Regions from separate parts of the Homo sapiens genome. Here region 1 is linked to region 2. A link is an interaction called in ENCODE POLR2A ChIA-PET data of the cell type or tissue named here. Cell type or tissue: GM12878. All regions are shown on one strand. Each heading gives the region's core, and the rest is flanking DNA. Links, peaks and the distances in the headings are about the cores only.

The links. Peaks named below come from ENCODE experiments on the same cell type or tissue, not always from the same donor. Only the 100,000 strongest peaks of a DNase experiment are listed, where the experiment ranks them.
Region 1: POLR2A ChIA-PET joins it to region 2 with 12 read pairs; 4 of 35 experiments call an interaction of 5 or more read pairs at or near these places.

Annotation. Positions count from the first base shown.
Region 1 is chr17:78,807,867-78,819,945 of GRCh38, forward strand. USP36 (ubiquitin specific peptidase 36) reads right to left here. Exons shown (of 21, transcript NM_001385174.1): 9 at 12,064-12,079; 10 at 10,801-10,912; 11 at 6,546-6,686; 12 at 5,907-6,007; 13 at 4,994-5,135. Among named protein-coding and RNA genes, the nearest start is that of USP36, 27 kb to the right of the region's middle. In GM12878, for the core only: no CTCF peak of the experiment used is centred there; a DNase peak (open chromatin) is centred at 5,335; H3K27ac peaks cover 308 bases.
Region 2 is chr17:78,998,219-79,005,307 of GRCh38, forward strand. The region is part of intron 1 of CANT1 (calcium activated nucleotidase 1); the gene reads right to left. Among named protein-coding and RNA genes, the nearest start is that of CANT1, 8.0 kb to the right of the region's middle. In GM12878, for the core only: no CTCF peak of the experiment used is centred there; no DNase peak of the experiment used is centred there.

The DNA of each region.
Region 1 (12,079 bases), core at 3,059-8,058, 190 kb before region 2:
CTAATTTCTGTATTTTTGACAGAGATGGGGTTTCACCATGTTGGCCAGGCTGGTCTCAAACTTCTGGCCTCGAGCAGTCCACCTGCCTCAGCCTCCAGAAGTGTTGGGATTACAGGTGTGAGCCATAGCACCTGGCCTGAATACATATCTTTATGGCCACCTTTACTATAAAACCAGTACATTTTCATCAAGATTTGGGAAGAGAAAAAAGTATAAAGGAAGAAATTTAGCAAAGTTCCATCACCTAAACATAACCATGCATTAACATTCTAGTGCTTTCTTTTTTCAATCTTTTCTTCCAAATGGTTCTGGCCTGAAGAGTTGCATCCCAGTTTTATCTTAAAGCTATTATCTCAAGCATTTTTATGGGCGATAACTCTCAATAAATATCTTTAAGACAGAGCCTTGCTCTGTTGCCCAGGCTGGAGTGCAGTGGCATGATGATGTCATCATAACTCACTGCAGCCTCAACCTTCTGGGCTCAAGAGATCCTCCCACTTCAGCTGCCCAACTGGCTAGGACTATAGGAGTAGACCACCACACCCGAATAATTATTACTATTTTGTAGAGATGGGGATCTTGCTATGTTGCCCCGGCTAGCCTTGAATTCCTGAGCTCAAGCAATCCTCCCACCCTGGCCTCTCAAAGTGCTGGGATTACAGGCCTGAGCAACTGCACCCTGCCTGTCGGCCTGTCTTTGACATTTTACTATATATACTATGTACTACTGATACACATTAACTGTATGGTTAATTTATATAAGCTATATTGTCTCCAACTGTTGAAATTAAAAATACTGTACAGTATATGTGTGTGTATCCTTTACCCTTCAGAGCACTTATTACAACTGCATAGAAATAACTTATTATTCTGTATTTAGATGCTGAATGTCAGCCTTCCCCTGCTTGACCAAGAGGCTGTACCCGTTATCTCTCTCGTTCCCACTGCAGCCCTCACCAGCAACTCAAGGGTCTGGTATAGAGTCGGTGCTTAAAAAATATTTGTTGAGCTTTTCCTGTACTTAGTACTCCATGCTAATTTTCTGGAAATGGAATTACAAGGCTAATTTTCTGGAAATGAAATTACAGATTTCATTTTCATGAAATCTGATGCAAAATGCCAAACTGCTTTTACTATACTCCAGCCACATCTATTTTTCAAAACATTTGCTAATTTGACACTCGTTTGGGCTATTACCACTTTAACATTCATATTCTCTGCACATGCACTAAAGTGATCTTCATTTGAATGAGATCTTTTGTTTACAAATGTTAACCTTTTGTTGACAATATTTTACAAGGTTTTATTGCTTCATTTGTTTGTAGTAAATTATGTACAAAAATGTAAATCTTAGTCAATTCATAATTCTTCTACATTTTATCCTTCAACTTTAAGCATACAAAGTCTTCTTCCCTTCCCAGAGGTTAAGAATTTACCTCTATTTTCTTCCAAGTTTTGTTTTGTTCCCTACATTCTATTCTTTGTTAATACTGTTTTCTAAAAGGAATTCATCTTTCCACTGCACCGCAAAGCCGTTTCACTGGCTGAACATTTCCATACACACTAGAACTTGCACCATGTCATTTAGAGTAAAACGGCTCGTCTGCTTGCAGTGTATTTGGAAAATCACGTTTGTAATGAAAATGCTCATGGTCAGTGAAGCGCCCCTGCAGGTGTGCCTGACACAGGGACTCTCCTTGAGCCAATCTCCACCCTCGGGCATCACTCTGCCCATGGAGTTCCTGTGGCAAGTGGGGCTTCCTTTGTTTTTCTGGGGTTTTTTGAGACAGGGTCTCATTCTGTTGTCCAGGCTGGAGCGCAGTGGCACAATGATAGCTCAATGCAGCCTTGTGTTTAAGTGATCCTCCTGCCTCAACCTCCAAACAGCTGGGACAACAGACGTGCACCACCACACCTGGCTAATTTTTGCACTTTTTTTGGAGATGGGGTTTTGGAGATGGGGGTCTTTCTATGTTGCCCAGGCTGCTTCCTTTTTTTGAGATGGAGTCCCGCTCTGTCACCCAGGCTGGAGTGCAGTGGCACAATCTCAGCTCACTGCAACCTCCACCTCCCGGGTTCAAGCGATTCTCCTACCTCGGCCTCTCGAATAGCTGGGATTACAGGCGCACGCCACCATGCCCAGCTAACTTTTGTATTTTTAGTAGAGACAGGGTCTCACCATATTGGCAAGCTGGTCTCAAACTCCTGACCTCAAATGGTCCACCCACCTCAGCCTCCCAAAGTGCCCGGCCCCCCTCTTCTTTTTTTTGTAGACAAGGTCTCACTCTGTCACCTTGCCTGGAATTCACCAGCGTGATCATGGCTCACTGCATACAGCCTCAACCTCCCGGGTTCAAGTGATCCTCCCCCAACAGCTTACTGAATATTCTCTGTGCTGATGGGATCTATGTTGCCCAGGCTACTTTTTAAATTTGTTTTGAGACAGGGTCTTGCTCTGTTGCCCAGGCTGGTGTGGAGTGGTATGATCATGACTCACTCCAGCCTTAATCTCCCTGGCTCAAGTGATCCTCCCACCTCAGCCTCCTGAGTAGCTGGGAATACAGGCACGTGCCATTAAACCTGGCTAGCTTTTGCATTTTTAGTAGAGACAGGGTTTTGCCCAGGTTGGTCTCGAACTCCTGGGATCCACTGATCTTCCCACATCGGCTTCCCAAAGTGTTGGAATTACAGACATGAGTCACAGTCCCAGGCCCAGGCTGCTTCCTAACTTCCTAGTCTGGGCTACAGTGACCACCAACTTTGCAATTATATCATGTATTTTACTGCCACTTCAATTCTAATGCTTCTAATTTCAGCTTCTATTTTCTTTAATGTGAAGAGAAATACAGATGTACGTAAATGACCAAAACCCCTGCAGACTGTGAAAGGCCCTGACTGCCTGTGTGTGGGGTTCAACTCTTCATTCTAAAGGGAGAGGAAGACGATCCATCAAAAACAGTCATCCAGGCCGGGCACGGTGGCTCATGCCTGTATCCCAGGACTCTGGGAGGTCAAGCTGAGCGAATCACTTGAGGTCAGGAGTTCCAGACCAGCCTGGCCAACATGGTGAAACCCCATCTCTACTAAAACTACAAAAATTAGCCGGGAGTGCTGGCGGGCACCTGTAATTACAGCTACTCAGGAGGCAGAGGCAGGAGAATCGCTTGAACCCAAGAGGCGGAGGCTGCATAGTGGCAGAGGCTGCAGTGAGCTGAGATGGCGCCACTGCACTCCAGCCTCAGTGACAGAGCGAGACTCTGTCTCAAAAAAAAAAAAAAAAAAAAAAAAAGAAACAGTCATCAAGAGGGTCCACCCCACTTCAAATGATCACTGTGTTCTAATGAGGAAACTGCTCATGAATCCACTTAGTGAAACTGAATTCTTAACAGTTCTAGCAGAAAATTTCAAATACACACAAAGGTAACTTAGAGGGTAGTTCCTAATGGTTAACCTGTAACCACATAACCTTTATCATCCTCTCTCTGTATGTATATGTACGTGTGTATATATGTATGACTATGTACGTATGCATATACACATATTTCTATTTCTGATCCATTTGAGTAAATTGCAGACATGATGTTCTTTTACCCCAAAATATGTCCATGTGTATTTCCAAAGAACAAAGACACTCTCTTACATAACCACAGCAGAATTACCCAAATCAGGAAATTAACATTGGTACAAACTACTCACATTTTCCCCGTTAAATGTGAGAACAGGCCGGGCACAGTGGCTCACGTCTGTAATCCCAGCACTTTGGGAGGCTGAGGCGGGTGGATCAGGAGGTCAGCAGATAGAGACCATCCTGGCTAATAAAGTGAAACCCCGTCTCCACTAAAAATAAAAAAATTAGCCATGCATGGTGGCACACGCCTGTAGTCCCAGCTACTCGGGAGGCTGAGGCAGGAGAATCGCTTGAACCTGGGAGGTGGAGGTTGCAGCGAGCCAAGGTTGCGCCACTGCACTCCAGCCTGGGCGACAGAATGAGACTCCGTCTCAAAGAAAAAAAAAAAAGGATATTTTTTCCTACACGCTTACGGTTAAGAGTTTGCTTGGTGCCTGTAATCCTGGCACTCTGAGAGGCCAAGACAGGAGAATTGCTTGGGCTGAGGAGCTTAAGACCAGCCAGGGCAACATAGTGAGACCCTGTCTCTACACAAAATTTAAAAATTAGCTGGGTGTGGTAGTGCACTGATAGTCCCGAATACTAGGGATGCTGGGGCAGGAGGGTGGCTTGAATCCAGGAGCTCAAGCCTGCCCTGAACCATGATTGTGCCACTGTACTCCAGTCTGGGTAACAGAGTGAGACCCTGTCTCCAAAAAAAAAAGTTTGCTTGGCATTATAAAGGAAATAAAAGGAGTGCACACAGAAAGTTTGCTTGGCACACCTGTCACGACACCTGTAAGTGGTGCTGGTCTCATGAGTAGAACAGATCTGTGAATGACAATTCTAATTTGTTGGGTCAGAATTTTCTCATTCATGTCTCCTCTTTCTCTATAGCCAATGTCAGCTGATGACCAGTTTAAGAAATAACATTGGCCGGGCGCGGTGGCTCATGCCTGTAATCCCAGCACTTTGGGAGGCCGAGGCGGGCAGATCCTGAGGTCAGGAGATCGAAAGCATCCTGGCTAACACGGTGAAACCCCGTCTCTACTAAAAATACAAAAAAAATTAGCCGGGCGTGGTTCGGGCACCTATAATCCCAGCTACTAGGGAGGCTGAGGCAGGAGAATGGCGGGAACCCGGGAGGCAGAGCTTGCAGTGAGCCGAGATTGGAGATCGCACCACTGCACCCCAGCCTGGATGACAGAGCGAGACTCTGTCTCGAAAAAAAAAAAAAAAAAAAAAGAAAAGAAAAGAAATAACATCAACTAGAATAGTGCAAACTGCCTGCAAATTCCTTCCACTGTGGCCAACTTCCCAAGTGTGAGGAGGTCTGTGAGGAGCACCAAGACCAGCCACTTTGGCCTCCATCATTCTCACAAATACCTTTCCAGTCAGTGGGGAGGAAATAATCCCATTGCCGATGTTCTTCTTGGAGTGATCTGGAATCACACTCGGGCGGCCGGGAAGGGAGGAGGAGCCTGTCCTGGAGATGAGGCCCTCGGGACTTTTCTTAGAGCCTGGAATTCTGTCAAAGGAAGAAAACAAGTAGGGAATTCTCTTACTAGGCATTACAGAAACGGAGAGAATTAGAATAAGTTAAGGCGGGGCAAAGGCAGAAACACGGCCTGGGGAAACCCTGCCAGTCCTAACCACTTCTCTGGAATCTCCCTTTGCCTTTCAACCACAGTGAGGCTGAGAGATCAGCCCCAAGTATCTGCTGAATATAAGCAGAGCAAGGGCAAATTAGAGTCAGAATTCCTCCAAGATCAGAGTTCAATGCACCAGAAAGCAAGAACCTCAAACACCTCAGCCACACTCTGCAGAGACGTACAAAGCAGCAAAAATGCCTCAGCTGCCACGGTCTCCAGCCTCCAGGTCAGTGACAGCCAGCTCCAGGAGAAGGCCCCTCCAGAGAAGCTCTGCAGCAGCACCCCCACAAACACGTCCTTCCCAGCATATCCCTACAGGGGCAGCTTCCCCACACGGGAAGGGGCATTGGCTGGCTACCATCCAGGGAGCAGTACCTCTAATTTGGGGCAATACTATAAATGGTGACTTTCCTGTTTACATTCAAAACAGCATCAATGTGAGGGCAGATGGGATCCTGTCCTGACCTTCCCAAGGCTCTGGCTTTACTAAAAAGTGTCCTTCCCTGTGGACGGTCTCTATGACACATGACAAATCCCTCCAGTGGAATTCCCAATTACCTTCAAACAAAAAAAGGTTAGGGAGGCCCACCGGTATAAGAAAAGAGCAGAGGGAGTGAGCTCATCTGGGGAGGGCGTGAGTTTATTACCGCAGATAGAACAGCACGTAGGCCTGCTGGTTCAGAACCACCTTGACGTTGCTGGAATGGACCAAGGAATCATTCATCTGGTACCACTGTCCATTGCTTGCCTGAAGCAGCCAAGGATGTTGCAGAAAACAAAACAATCAACAAGCATCCCATTATCCTCACTTTTTAAAAAGGGAATAAAAAATCTGTTAGTTGCTACATTTCCAAACACTATTAATAATCAACAGGTAACAACTTCTATTAAAACGTGTAATATTTTCATAACTCGGAATGTGACCCCAAAGTGTGCTCTGCGTCCCAGTTCCTTCCTAGTGCCCCAACAGATAGGAACTGTCCCTTCTAAAGGACATTCAGGCAGTGTCATCACCATGGCCGATTTTGCCAGGGTTCTAAGGATGGCACCAGAAGCGGCTGCCTCTTCCGTGTCTCCCTGCAAGTCTGAGAACACTAGATTCTGGTGCAACACTTCTGTAAAGGGCATCTTTTCACTCCACGCAGAGAGGCAACAACGAGGACTTGAATACAACCACAAAACATCACACTTTTCACAAAGTAAGTGCTCTACAGAGGCCGCATCTGGATGTGCATGGGTGCTGAAACCTGTCCCAGGAGGCAGCTGCACTGACACAAGCCTCTCACCTTCACGTAGCAGTAATAGTGCCCGGCATGGCAGCTGTAGCCCGAGTGCACCAGGACAGCATAGAGTCCATACATGACAGGATCACCATTATTCTGGGACATATACGGACGTATGTTGAGGAATTCCGGATAGCCTACATCCTGTTTGAAAAATCAAGGAAAAGACAAATAAAATTCACTTTGAGAGTAAAGATCAATTTGCCCTTTCCATCCACAACCACACAAAATGCCCAGCTTGTCTGGTCTTTAACAATTTGGGGGCCGGGCACAGTGGCTCACGCCTGTAATCCCAGCACTTTGGGAGGCTGAGGCAGGGGGATCACCTCGAGGAGTTCGAGATCAGCCTGACCAATATAGCGAAACCCCACTTCTAATAAAAATACAAAAAATTAGCTGGGCATGGTGGTGCACTGCCTGTAATCCCAGCTACTCAGGAGGCTGAGGAACAAGAATCACTTGAACCCGCGAGGCAGAGGTTGCAGTGAGCCGAGATCGAGCCACTGCACTCAGCCTGGGCGACAGAGCGAGACTGTCTCAAAACTGCCCCGCCACAAACAAGAAAAAGACAATTTGGGGCGAATGGGTGTGCAGCAACGCTGTGCAGGAGCTCCCCCAGGCAATGATTAAAAACCAAGATGCTGGCCAGGTGCGGTGGCTCACGCCTGTAATCCCAGCACTTTGGGAGGCCGAGGCGGGTAGATCACAAGGTCAAGAGATTGAGACCATCGTGGCCAAGATGGCGAAACCTTGTCTCTACTAAAAATACAAAAATTAGCCAGGCGTGGTGGCACGTGCCTGTAGTTCCAGCTACTCAGGAGGCTGAGGCAGGAGAATCGCTTGAAACCAGGAGGTGGAGGTTACAGTGAGCCGAGATCATACCACTGCACTCCAGCCTCGCAACAGAGCGAGACTCCATCTCAAAACAATCAAAACAAACAAACAAAGAAAAAACACCAAGATGCTGAGAAGTGAGTCTTCTCCAGCCAGCCTATGGGAAACTTTATTGTCCCATCAAGCAATGCAGGATCTGTTCTTGTCTTTGTCAAGCATCTCCATTAGTTCTCTCACCACCTGGTTCCTAACGATCAAATGAGAAGGGTCACTCATTTTCTTTCCCTCCACTTTACAGGAACATTGTTGGTGGGAGAAAAGGGAGAGAATGCTGGGTTTTAGATCTTCAGAAATAAAAGTGCTGAATTAATATAGCCAACTGCTACCGCAAGTAAGACTTTTAATCAACTGGATCAGAAGAAAGGTCATGCTAAAATGTCTTCCCAAAACTGACCAATTTTTCATAGAAAAAAATACACGCACACATATACATAACATGCATACATATATGCATACATGCACGCATAAAATACATGCACACATATATACATACATGCATACATACATCGTATACACACATGCACACATATATACATACACACACACATATGCATGCATACACATGTACGCATATACATACATGCACAACACATACATGCACGCACACATGCATACGCACACATACACACACATATACACACATGCATGCACACACATATACATACACACACATATAATACGTGCACACACATATATACATACATGCACACACATATATTCTTAGCAGTAATAGTGCCTGGCATGGCAGCTGTAGGCTGAGTGCACCAGGACAGCACAGAGCCCACATGACAGGATTGCCATTATTCTGGGTCATATACAGACGTGTGTTTAGGAACTCCGAAAAACATACGCATAATTTTTTTTTTTTTTTTTAAGAAACACAGTCTCGCTCTGTCACCCAGGCTAGAGTGCAGTGGTACATTCATAGCTCACTGTAACTTCAAACTCCTGGACTCAAGCAATCCTCCTATCTCTACCTCCCAAGTAGCTGGGACTATAGGCACGCGCCACCATGACTGGCCAATTAATAAAAATTTTTTAGGCCGGGCATGATGGCTCACACCTATAATCCCAACACTTTGGGAGGCCGAGGTGGGTGGATCACTTGAGGTCAGGAGTTCAAGACCAGCCTGGCCAACATGGTGGAACCCCGTCTCTACTAAAAATACAAAATTTAGCCAAGCATGGTGGCACACATTTGTGGTCCCAGCTACTTGGGAGGCTGAGGCAGGAGAATCGCTTGAACTTGGGAGGCAGATATTGCAGTGAGCTGAGATGGTGCCACTGCACTCTAGCCTGGGTGACAGAGTAAGACTCCGTCTCAAAAAAAAAAACAAAAAAACCAAAATTTTTTTGTAGAGACAGGGTCTCACTATGTTGCCCAAGCTGGTCTTAAACTCCCAGTCTCAAGCAATCCTCCCACCTCAGCCTCCCTAAGTGCTGACATTAGAGTTGTGAGCCATTGTGCCCAGCCTAAATCATTTTTTTAAACTGAGTTGTGGGATTTGTTGAAATGCATAGATCTTCAGTATATAGATCAAAGAGTTTTGACAAGTATATACTGATGGACATGCAGAACATCAACTAGAAAATTCCCACATCCCAGTCATTGCCCCCATCTCAAATATTCACTGTTCTGATTTCTGTCACCATTAATTTTGCCTGTTCTTAAACGTCACATACCATCAGTCATGTGCCACATAACATGTTTTGGTCAATGACAGACCACATATACAACAGCGATCCCATAAGATTATAATACTGCATTTTCACTGTACCTTCTCTATGTTTAGATACACAAATACTTCCCATTGTGTTGCAACTGCCTACAGTATTCAGGACAGGAACAGGCTGTGTAGGTTTGTGGCCTAGGAGCAATGGGCTATACCATACAGCTGGCTCCGTCATCTACGTCTGTGTAAATGCACTCTATGATGTTCACACAGTGACAGAATTGCCTGGTGACACATTTCTTAAAACATGCCCTTGTGGTTACACGACACCTGAGTCTACGACATTAAGAATCTGCAAACACATTTGAGAAATGCTGACCTAAGCAAGCCCCCACCACTACCAGTGAGGAAACGGAGGCTCAGCCAAGGGTGTCATTCCAAACCACATAACCAGGCTCTCAGAACAGAACTCTAGATTTTTATGAGATACAGACATCTACTGGGCACGGTGGCTCATGCCTGTTATCCCAGCACTTTAGGAGGCTGAGGCAGGCGGATCACCTGAGCTCAGGAGTTCGAGACCAGCCTGGCCACCATGGCAAAACCCCATCTCTACTAAAAATACAAAAATTAGCCAGGTGTGGTGGTGGGCGCCTTAATCCCAACTACTCTGGAGGCTGATGCAGGAGAATCACTTGAACCCAGAAGGTGGAGACAGCGCCACTGCAATCCAGCCTGGGCATCAGAGCAAGACTCTGTCTCAAAAAAAAAAAAAAGAGAAAAAAGAAAAAAGAAACACATCTTCTATGAAAATGCCACTATAGGCCAGGTATGGTGGCTCACACCTGTAATCCCAGCACTGTGAGAGGTCAAGGCATGCAGGTCACTTGAGCCCAGGAGTTTGAGACCACCCTGGGCAACACAGCAAGATGCTGTCTCTACAAAAAACTTTTTAAAAAATTAACCAGGCATGGTGGCATGTGCCCACAGTCCCAGCTACTCAGGAGGCTAAGGCAGGGGGATCGCTTGAGCTTGGGAGGTCAAGACTGTAGTGAGCGCTGATTATGCCACTGCACTCCAGCCCAGGTGACAGAGTGAGACCCTGTCTTAAAACAAAATGAAATTTAAACAATAAAATACCATCGTGTCAAAAGTAGTTTTTCTAAACTCCATATTTCATAAAAAGCCAGAGCATGCAACGGCACCTGTTCTAGACATCAAAAGGACATGGACAATGCAAGTCCCACCGCCCAGTGCTCATCACACTCATCTGGAGAACCCTGAAAGTCCCTGCCAGGACCAGCCCAAGCACAACCAGAAGCTGCGGTAAATCCATTAAGACAGTGGCCCTGGAACTTGACTGTGTATAACAAGCATTCAGGGATTTTGCAAAAATGCAGATTCCTGGGCCCTGTCCTCCAGAGATTCAAATTCACTGGCACTGGGATAAACCCAGAAACGTCTATTTTTAAAAGGCGTCCCAGGTTGCTTCCCCTCTCTGTGACTGTCTTCCCGTCCTGGACAAGGGCGAAACTACAGTCCCTACTTCACAATATGTGTAGAACCTTTAGAACAGGGACAGGTACTGTGTAAACAGCAGCTATCAAACTCGTGGCTATCACTTTCTTCGTGTTATTCTGATGCCGACTGTGGCCCACGGAGCTGCCTGGGATGGTGTCACGAGCGCTCACCTTGGTGATCTTCCCCCCGCTGAAGTTGGCAAAGCGCTTGAGGGAAAGGGTTAAGACGTTGGATGTTCTGTGGATGGTGAAGCGCTTGCTGGCTGGAACCTTCTTCTTGCATCTATGAAGAAGGTGATGAGAAAGATTAATGAATGATTGATTCGTGCTCTGAAAAATGTTGTCTTAACGCTAAGTTAATAACAGCAACAACTGCTCTGTAATAGTGGAATCTTCATCAATGAGATTTCGACCTTCTGCTCCTCTCAAAATCACATTAAGCATGCCTCAAGTAAAGGAAAGCTACCACAGGGAAATAAGACTACAGAAAGTGGGAAGATTCTAAAGCAAAAAAATAAAAGTACTGTACCCACCAGGAAACTAAATAAAATACAGGAAAAAGTTGCTTTGGGCCAACACAGGAAAGAGCAAATTAAAGCAGATGTGGCTGAGTGATAAAACGGGCAGGCAGGAAGTCAACGTAAGCAAAGCTAGAAGATGCGCAAACACAGGGAGAGAAAACAGAAGCAGAGGCGCGCAGCTTGGAGAGCTGCAGGAAACAGACCTAAAGAAGAGTAAAGCAGAATTAAGAATATATTCTTTAGTGCCTACAGCTTTACAAGGACCTAGATATAAAGATATTCAGCCGGCTGTAGTAGTGTGATCCCAGCACTTTGGGAGGCAAGGCAGGAAGATCACCTGAGTTCAGGAGTTCGAGACCAGCCTGGCCAACAAGGTGAAACCCTGTCACTACTAAAAATGCAACAAATGACAAAGTAAGAGTTCTATCTGCAGAAACGGAAAAATGTCCAAAACCAGTTAAGTAAAAAATGAAAGCCAAAGAAAACACTCCTTAAGAGGCAAGAGAGCAGCTGGTTGGGCACAGTCCCTGGGGCGGCCGCCCGGTGCCAGCCAGTGTGAACTGATGTGAGCTCGTGCTCTGCCACGTCCTCTTGGTGTGGCCCCATGGCTGGTCACTTCACTTCTCTGTGCCTCAGTTTCACCATCCCTAGCAATGGGAAACCACAGCCCCTACTGCACAATATATGCGGCATCTTTAGAACAGGTATGGTGTAAACTGTAGCTATAAAAATCATAGCTATTGCTTCATTCGTGTTATTTAGAAGTTTGAGTTTTTAGGACACACATAGGTTCCTCAAGAAATGCGAGCAGCGGTCACCGCTAAGGAAGAGTGGGTGGGCACAACACTGTCAGGTGAGGGGACTTATTTCCCGTCTGGTATCAGTCTTCTGCCACAAGCAACGTGAAACTTACTTAGCACACATGTAGG
Region 2 (7,089 bases), core at 2,090-7,089:
GAACAGTGCCTGGCCTGGAGCAGACAGATGTGCAGTAAAGGAGTCTCCACTTCCTCTGGGTTAGGCTCCTGCAGCATTGGAATACCAAACACATCCAAACCAAATAAAAACACTCCTTCTTTTTCGTATCTGTTGTTGTTTTTGGCAGTGTCTGTCCCCTGGCGCCTTTCTATTAATGCAAATGACTGCAGGGACCAGAGTCTGCGCTGCCCTGACTGCCTGGAGGCCAGCGTGTCTGTGCCTTGGCGCCAAAGAACTGCTCGGCTCACTGCGGGGCCTGGCTCGGCCGCAGGCCTCTCCCAGCTCACCCTCCACCCCAGGCGTGGCTCTGTGGCAGAGCCCCAGGGTCAGGGTGCTGGTGGCGGCCAGGAACTGCAGCCCTTCACTGCTGTCGCCAAGCCCACTTCCCGGGCATACAGCATGATGGCTCAGTGCAGCCATGGGGCACCAGGCCCACGTCTGCGCCGCCTTGGTGAGAGCTGCCTGTCTCTGGACAGCCGCCAAGTGCCACAGTGGGGCGTGGGGAGACAGCTCCCGGTGCTTCGATCGAGAACACTGGCCCTGGGCAGAGGTTCCATATCTCTGCCCTCCAACTATAGCTCAGTGAATCCCGGCCTGAGAAGCTTCCCTGGCTGGGTCCTCCTTGAGAAAACAACAAAGCAGCAAACATGTGCCTTTATGGGCAGACGCTGTCCTCCCTGCCAGGGCGCCTGGGAAGGGCTTGGGGACTCCAGTGGCTCCGTGCAATTCTGGGCCCCAAATATGTGGACCACGAGGCCCTGGTGCACGGCAGCCAGCAACAGACACCCCCACCAGAGACACCCCCTTCTCCACGCCGCAGCCTGCTGGGCTGAGAAGATACAAAAACAGGGTGACAATTCCACATGGAACTTTCGGACAGTCCTAGGTTTTAGCCCCAGGGTGAGGTTCAAGGAGTGAACAAGGCACATACGTGGAACCTGCTGCTCAGAGTGATCCTCCTAACAGCACAGGGGGGCTGCCAGCAGTTCCTCCAGGCCCGCAGGGAAGACTCCATGCTCCCTTTAAGGGGCAGGCCTCTCAGGACCCCCTGAGGTGGTCACAGGGCTGATCACCGGGGCCTTCCCGGCAGCAGGGCTGGGGTTCCCCGTGCTGGACATCCTCCTCTGACTGCATCCAGGCCCTGCCCCTTTTCTAGTCCCAAGGCCTCAAAACCCCAGCCAGGCCCAAGAAGTCTCCACTGAGCTCGAATTACTCTATCTTACCTGCTATGCCAATCCCGCCTACATTTCTTTTTTTGTTTTTCTGAGATAGGGCCTCGCTCTGTTGCCCAGGCAACAGTGATCACGCTCACTGCAGCCTCAACCTCTGAGGCTCAAGCGATCCTCCCACCTCAGCCTCCCAAGTAGCTGGGACTACAGGCGTGTGCCACCACGCACAGCGAATTTTTTTTTTTTTTTTTTTTTTTTTTTGGAGACAGAGTTTTCCTCTTATTGCCTAGGCTGGAGTGCAATGGCACGATCTCGGCTCACTGCAACCTCCGCCTCCTGGGTTCAAGTGATTCTCCTGCCTCAGATTCCCTAGTAGCTGGGATTACAGGCATGCACCACCACGCCCGTCTAATTTTGTATTTTTAGTAGAGATGCAGTTTCTCCATGTTGGTCAGGCTGGTCTTGAACTCCTGACCTCAGGTGATCCACCTGCCTTGGCCTCCCAAAGTGCCAGGATTACAGGTGTGAGCCAACACACCTGGGGCACAGCTAATTTTTAATTTTTTTTATAGAGATGAGGCCTCGTTATATTGTCCAGGCCAGTCTTGAACTCCTGGGCTCAAGTGATCCTCCTGCCTCAGCCTCCCAAAGTGCTGGGATCACAGGTGCGAGCACCCGCACCCCCCCTTACCTGCATTTCTGACATGCGTCTTAGACATTTCAAGACACGAGTCCTGTGCAGCTTTTCCCTCAAGCCTACTTGCTCCTCGTCTCCCCTTGGGAAGGGTAGTGGTGACGGGTGGCCACCGTGTCCACAGTGGTCTGGTTCAAGCTCTCTCAGGATCCTGGGAGATGTGCTTTTCTGTGTGAATATACACTTCGATAAAAACATAAGGCACTGCCACCACGAAAAACCTGACTGGCCTCATCCTCCGTCTTCCTTCCTCAGCATTGACTCCGTGGACAGGTTCTGTCCTCTTCCATGGCCCTTCCTCACCATGCCATGCCGGCTGCCTCCCTCCACCCCTCCTGCCTCTCCGCCCCTGACACTCCCATACCCCCCGCCATGAAGTTGCCCTGCCAGCTGCCCCCCACCAACATCCCCTGACACTCCCTCGCCACCTGCCATGAAGTAGCATCCATCAGATGGCACACTCCCAGCTTCAGCGGCTTCCTCAGGTCCTGGGGTGAACCCACTCTGCTCCCGCTCAGCCCTCACACTGTACCATCTCCTCTGCCTGCCGGCTGGCTACATAGACCTCCTTCTGTCCCCTGACCACACTGGCCCTGGCAGAGCCTGCAGTTCCCCCTGCCTGGAACAGTCGGGCCTGCTCTTCGCACCAGCAGCTCGGTCTCTCCTACGGGGCATCAGCTCCCTGGGAAGACTTGCCCACTCGCCCTCCCTCCCATGCCGCTCCGGCTCTCCCACCGTCCCTGCCTGGCTAGGTGATTATTTCTGCTCCTGGGGCAGGGATCTGGCCACTGTCACAGCCCCAGCACCTGACGCACTGCCAGGCAGGGAGCAGACAGTCTGCACGCATTGGCTGAAGGGAAAGAGATGCCAGGTGAGCCATTAGCCACTTCTTCAACAGCCCCTCTGCACTCTACCGGGGGCCCCACCTTAGGCATATTATGAACCCACAACCTGGATCAAGCACCCCAAAGATCGAGCTGCTCAGCTGCCACATCTGAGCTGCAGGCCCGGGAAGACGGTGCTTGCCAGCACAGAACAACGGTGCCTGCATAGACTGCTGTCAGACATCGTGAGGTGTCGTCGTCACCAGCCCCTGGAACCCCCATGTTCTTCCCTGTTCAACTCCCTCAGCACTCCGGAGAGCCACTGTCCTCACCTTCACCATTCCTGTCAAATCTCCGGCCCACTTCTCCCAGGAGACCACTCTGTGGCCAACTTCAGCAGCCGAGGCCCCTGGGTGGGGCTCACACCTGCCACTCAGGTCAGTCCCCCCAGCCGCCGGGCACCTGCTCTTCTGGTTCCTCCCTTCCATCCACAGGCTGCCCCAAGTCGCCCACCTTGTCACCATTTTACCTCCAGACCCCACACTCCCACAGACACTCAACTGCTGCTGAATAAATGGCGAATCTGTTAATGAAGGAAAACCCTTCCCTGAGTCCCCGGCACCTCTGTCCCTTCCCACCCCCGCCCAGGCCCCCTCGCCCACCATGGTACAAGAGCACCCACACCTACACCCTCTCCTTCCCTCTGGCTAATCCTCAGAAGCAGCCACCTGAAGCCTTCACCAGTGGCAAACCCAGTGAGCACATTGTCAGTGTCCCTCCTCGAGGCAGGGGGGCACTCTCTGTGGGCCTCCTCCCAGGCAGGTCTTCTCGGCCCCCACTGCTGGCAGCCCACTGACCTCTCCCAGGGCCTGCCCTCTAAGGTGAAGACCCCCACGCCTTTCTAGCCTGACCTAGTCTCTGAGCCTCCTCATCCGATACCCACAGGCACCGCAAACCAGGTCCTCCTCAGGAACTCCCTGTCCTGGCAGTGCCGGCCCTCAGGAGCCATCCCAGGAAGCAATTCGTCCTAACCCTCCTCCCTCCCCAGCCCCACGTGTCCCACCCAGCTTGAGACTCGCTTCCCTTCTCCCCATCCACACAGCCTCGGCTCCAGTTCCATCTCACCCTGATGACTCTCAGAGTCTTGGTCTAATGATCTAGACCAAGCTTGTCCAACATGTGGTCCAACACAAATTCGTAAACTTTCTTAAAACATGATGAGATGAGATTTTTTGTTAAGCTCATCAGCTATCAATGGATTTTATGTGTGGCCCAAGACAATTCTTCTTCCAATGTGGCCCAGGGAAGCCAAAAGATTGGACACCCCTGATATAGACCATCTGGGCTCAGCCAAGGGACTTCCCTTGGCCTCAGTTTACTTCCCGGAGCCATGCTGATGGGGTTAGAGAACTGTGCACAGGGGCTGACTGCTACTGCTTCTCACTCACTCTACAAGTACCCTCTCGCCTGCTGGGAGGGTTGCAAACTACCACCCGTGGGCCAAATGCAGTCTCCCGCCTAGTGTGTAGATGCGGCCTGTGTGGCCTGGTATGTGGTTGCAGCTTGGTGTGTAGACTCTGCCTGGTGTGTAGACGCGGCCTGCGTAGACGCGGCCTGCTGTGTAGTCACGTCCTGGTGTGTAGATGTGGCTGATTAAAGCCAGCTAGGACTCCTCCCTGGCATGCTGAGTCTGGCTGCACCGTTGAGTGGTCGCAACAGACTGTGGAGGCTGAAAATACTGACTCCCTGTCCCTCGACAGATCCCTGGTCAAGACCATCTCAAATCACCCTCCACAAAACTGACAGAATAATTTTTCCAAAAAGCAAGTCTGGATTCCAAGTCTAGTAGATCCCAATGCCTTCCATCTGAAGGACAAACGTCTCAGCCTGCAGAGAAAGCCTCAGTGGGTTTTTCCCCCTGCACTCCCAGGAGCAGGACCTCTCCCAGGTCGCTGTGCAACACTGCACGCCTTCCTATTCCAGACTCCTGGCATCTACACCGTGGCACACGCTCCCCACCCGGGAGGCTCATGTCCTCTGACCACATGGAACCAGAGGTGTCTGAGTCCCGGCGTCTCTGCCCCTCTGGGGAATCAGTGTGACGGAGGCAGGGGCCTTTCCTCCAGGAGCTCAGCACAGTTGGGGAGACAGACTTTGAACAGTCCCGTGTGGTCAGTGTTACCTCGAGGTCACGCTGATTCCCCAGAGCTAACAGAGGGGCAGAGACGCCAGGGCCTCAGCCACCTTTGGTTAAACAAGGGACTGCTTCTAGTGACAAGAGAACTCTGTGTACCTTCCAGAAAATTCCTTTAACTTCAGCACCAGAACACCTTCCCTTGGGCTTCATCTCTCCTTCAGGACCCCAAGGAATTATTTTATTTTGCAAAAAAATTTCAAATCAGATGCCTTTGCCACAGCCCATGCTGGTGTATGAGCTACCACTGGCTGCCGGGGTGCCTGGCTGCCGGCGCCTGCTGCAGGCAAGAGTTTGCATGTTCTTTAAAAAGCTGGGTTCTTTTTCGGGGGTGGGGGGTGGGGGGGCTCTTTTGTTTGTTGCCAGCCAGAAACAACAGAAATGAACCGGCGAGGGTAAGACACAAGATGGACAAAGTCCTTTCCAGAAGGGGCTCGTGTGAGGCTTCTCCCTACACCCCTCAAAGCTTAAGCAGTTTAAATGCTCGCTTTATTGTGAAAAGATTGACAAACCCAGTGCCTGCAGAGTAATGGTTTGATTTTAGATAATCAGCAACAAGAGGACTCAGGGACTACAGCAAAGTCATGGGTTCTGTGGCCAGCCAGGCTCTCCTGTTCAGTGGGGCTGCAAACCAGCTATCTCCCAGACTCAGGGGCCTACAGGGACAGGACCCCTGCTGCTGCCTGGAGAGCACTCACAGGAGCACTCACAGGAGGAATAACCACCTGCAAGGCTTGCAAGGCACCACGGAGGCATCTGTCCATCCCACAGGACACTCCCAGAGCGCAGGGGAGCCACCAGTGAGGGAGCTGGGAGTTAGGGAGCGGGGAGTTAGGGAGTAGGGAGTTGGGGGGGAGTTAGGGAGGGGGGAATTGGGGAGGGGAGTTAGGAAGAGGGGAGTTAGGGAGAGGGGAGTTAGTGAGTGGGGAGTTAGGGAGGGGGAGTTAGGGAGAGGGGAGTTAGGGAGGGGAGTTAGGGAGGGGAGTTAGGGAGAGGGGAGTTAGGGAGAGGAGTTGGGGGGGAGTTAGGGAGGGGTGTTAGGGAGAGGGGGGTTAGGGAGAGGGGAGTTAGGGAGAGGGAGGTTAGGGAGGGGAGTTAGGGAGAGGAGAGTTAGGGAGAGGGGAGCTAGGGAGAGGACAGTTAGGGAGAGGAGTTAGGGAGGGGGGAGTTAGGGAGGGGAGTTAGGGAGAGGGGAGTTAGGGAGAGGGAGGTTAGGGAGGGGAGTTAGGGAGAGGGGGGTTAGGGAGAGGGGGGTTAGGGAGAAGGGAGTTAGGGAGGGGAGTTAGGGAGAGGGGAGTTAGGGAGGGGGGAGTTAGGGAGAGGAGTTAAGGAGAGGGGAGTTAGGGAGGGGAGTTAGGGAGAGGGGAGTTAGGGAGGGGGGAGTTAGGGAGAGGGGGGTTAGGGAGAAGGGAGTTAGGGAGGGGAGTTAGGGAGAGGGGAGTTAGGGAGGGGGGAGTTAGGGAGAGGAGTTAAGGAGAGGGGAGTTAGGGAGGGGAGTTAGGGAGAGGGGAGTTAGGGAGAGGGGAGCTGGGGGGGAGTTATGGAGCAAGGAGTTAGGGAGGGGGGAGTTAGGGAGATGGGAGTTAGGGAGAGGGGGGTTAGGGAGAGGGGAGTTAGGGAGGGGAGTTAGGGAGAAGGGAGTTAGGGAGAGGGGAGCTAGGGAGAGGGGGGTTAGGGAAGGGGGAGTTAGGGAGGGGAGTTAGGGAGGGGAGTTAGGGAGAGGGGATTTAGGGAGGGGGGAGTTAGGGAGAGGAGTTAAGGAGAGGGGAGTTAGGGAGGGGAGTTAGGGAGAGGGGAGCTGGGGGGGAGTTATGGAGCAAGGAGTTAGGGAGGGGGGAGTTAGGGAGATGGGAGTTAGGGAGAGGGGGGTTAGGGAGAGGGGAGTTAGGGAGGGGAGTTAGGGAGAAGGGAGTTAGGGAGAGGGGAGCTAGGGAGAGGGGGGTTAGGGAAGGGGGAGTTAGGGAGGGGAGTTAGGGAGAGGGGGGTTAGGGAGAAGGGAGTTAGGGAGAGGGGATTTAGGGAGGGGGGAGTTAGGGAGAGGAGTTAAGGAGAGGGGAGTTAGGGAAGGGAGTTAGGGAGAGGGGAGTTAGGGAGAAGGGAGTTAGGGAGGGGGGAGTTAGGGAGGTGAGAGTTAAAGAGCGAGGAGTTAGGGAGCGGGGAGTTAGGGAAACTGTGCTTTTCTCTGTG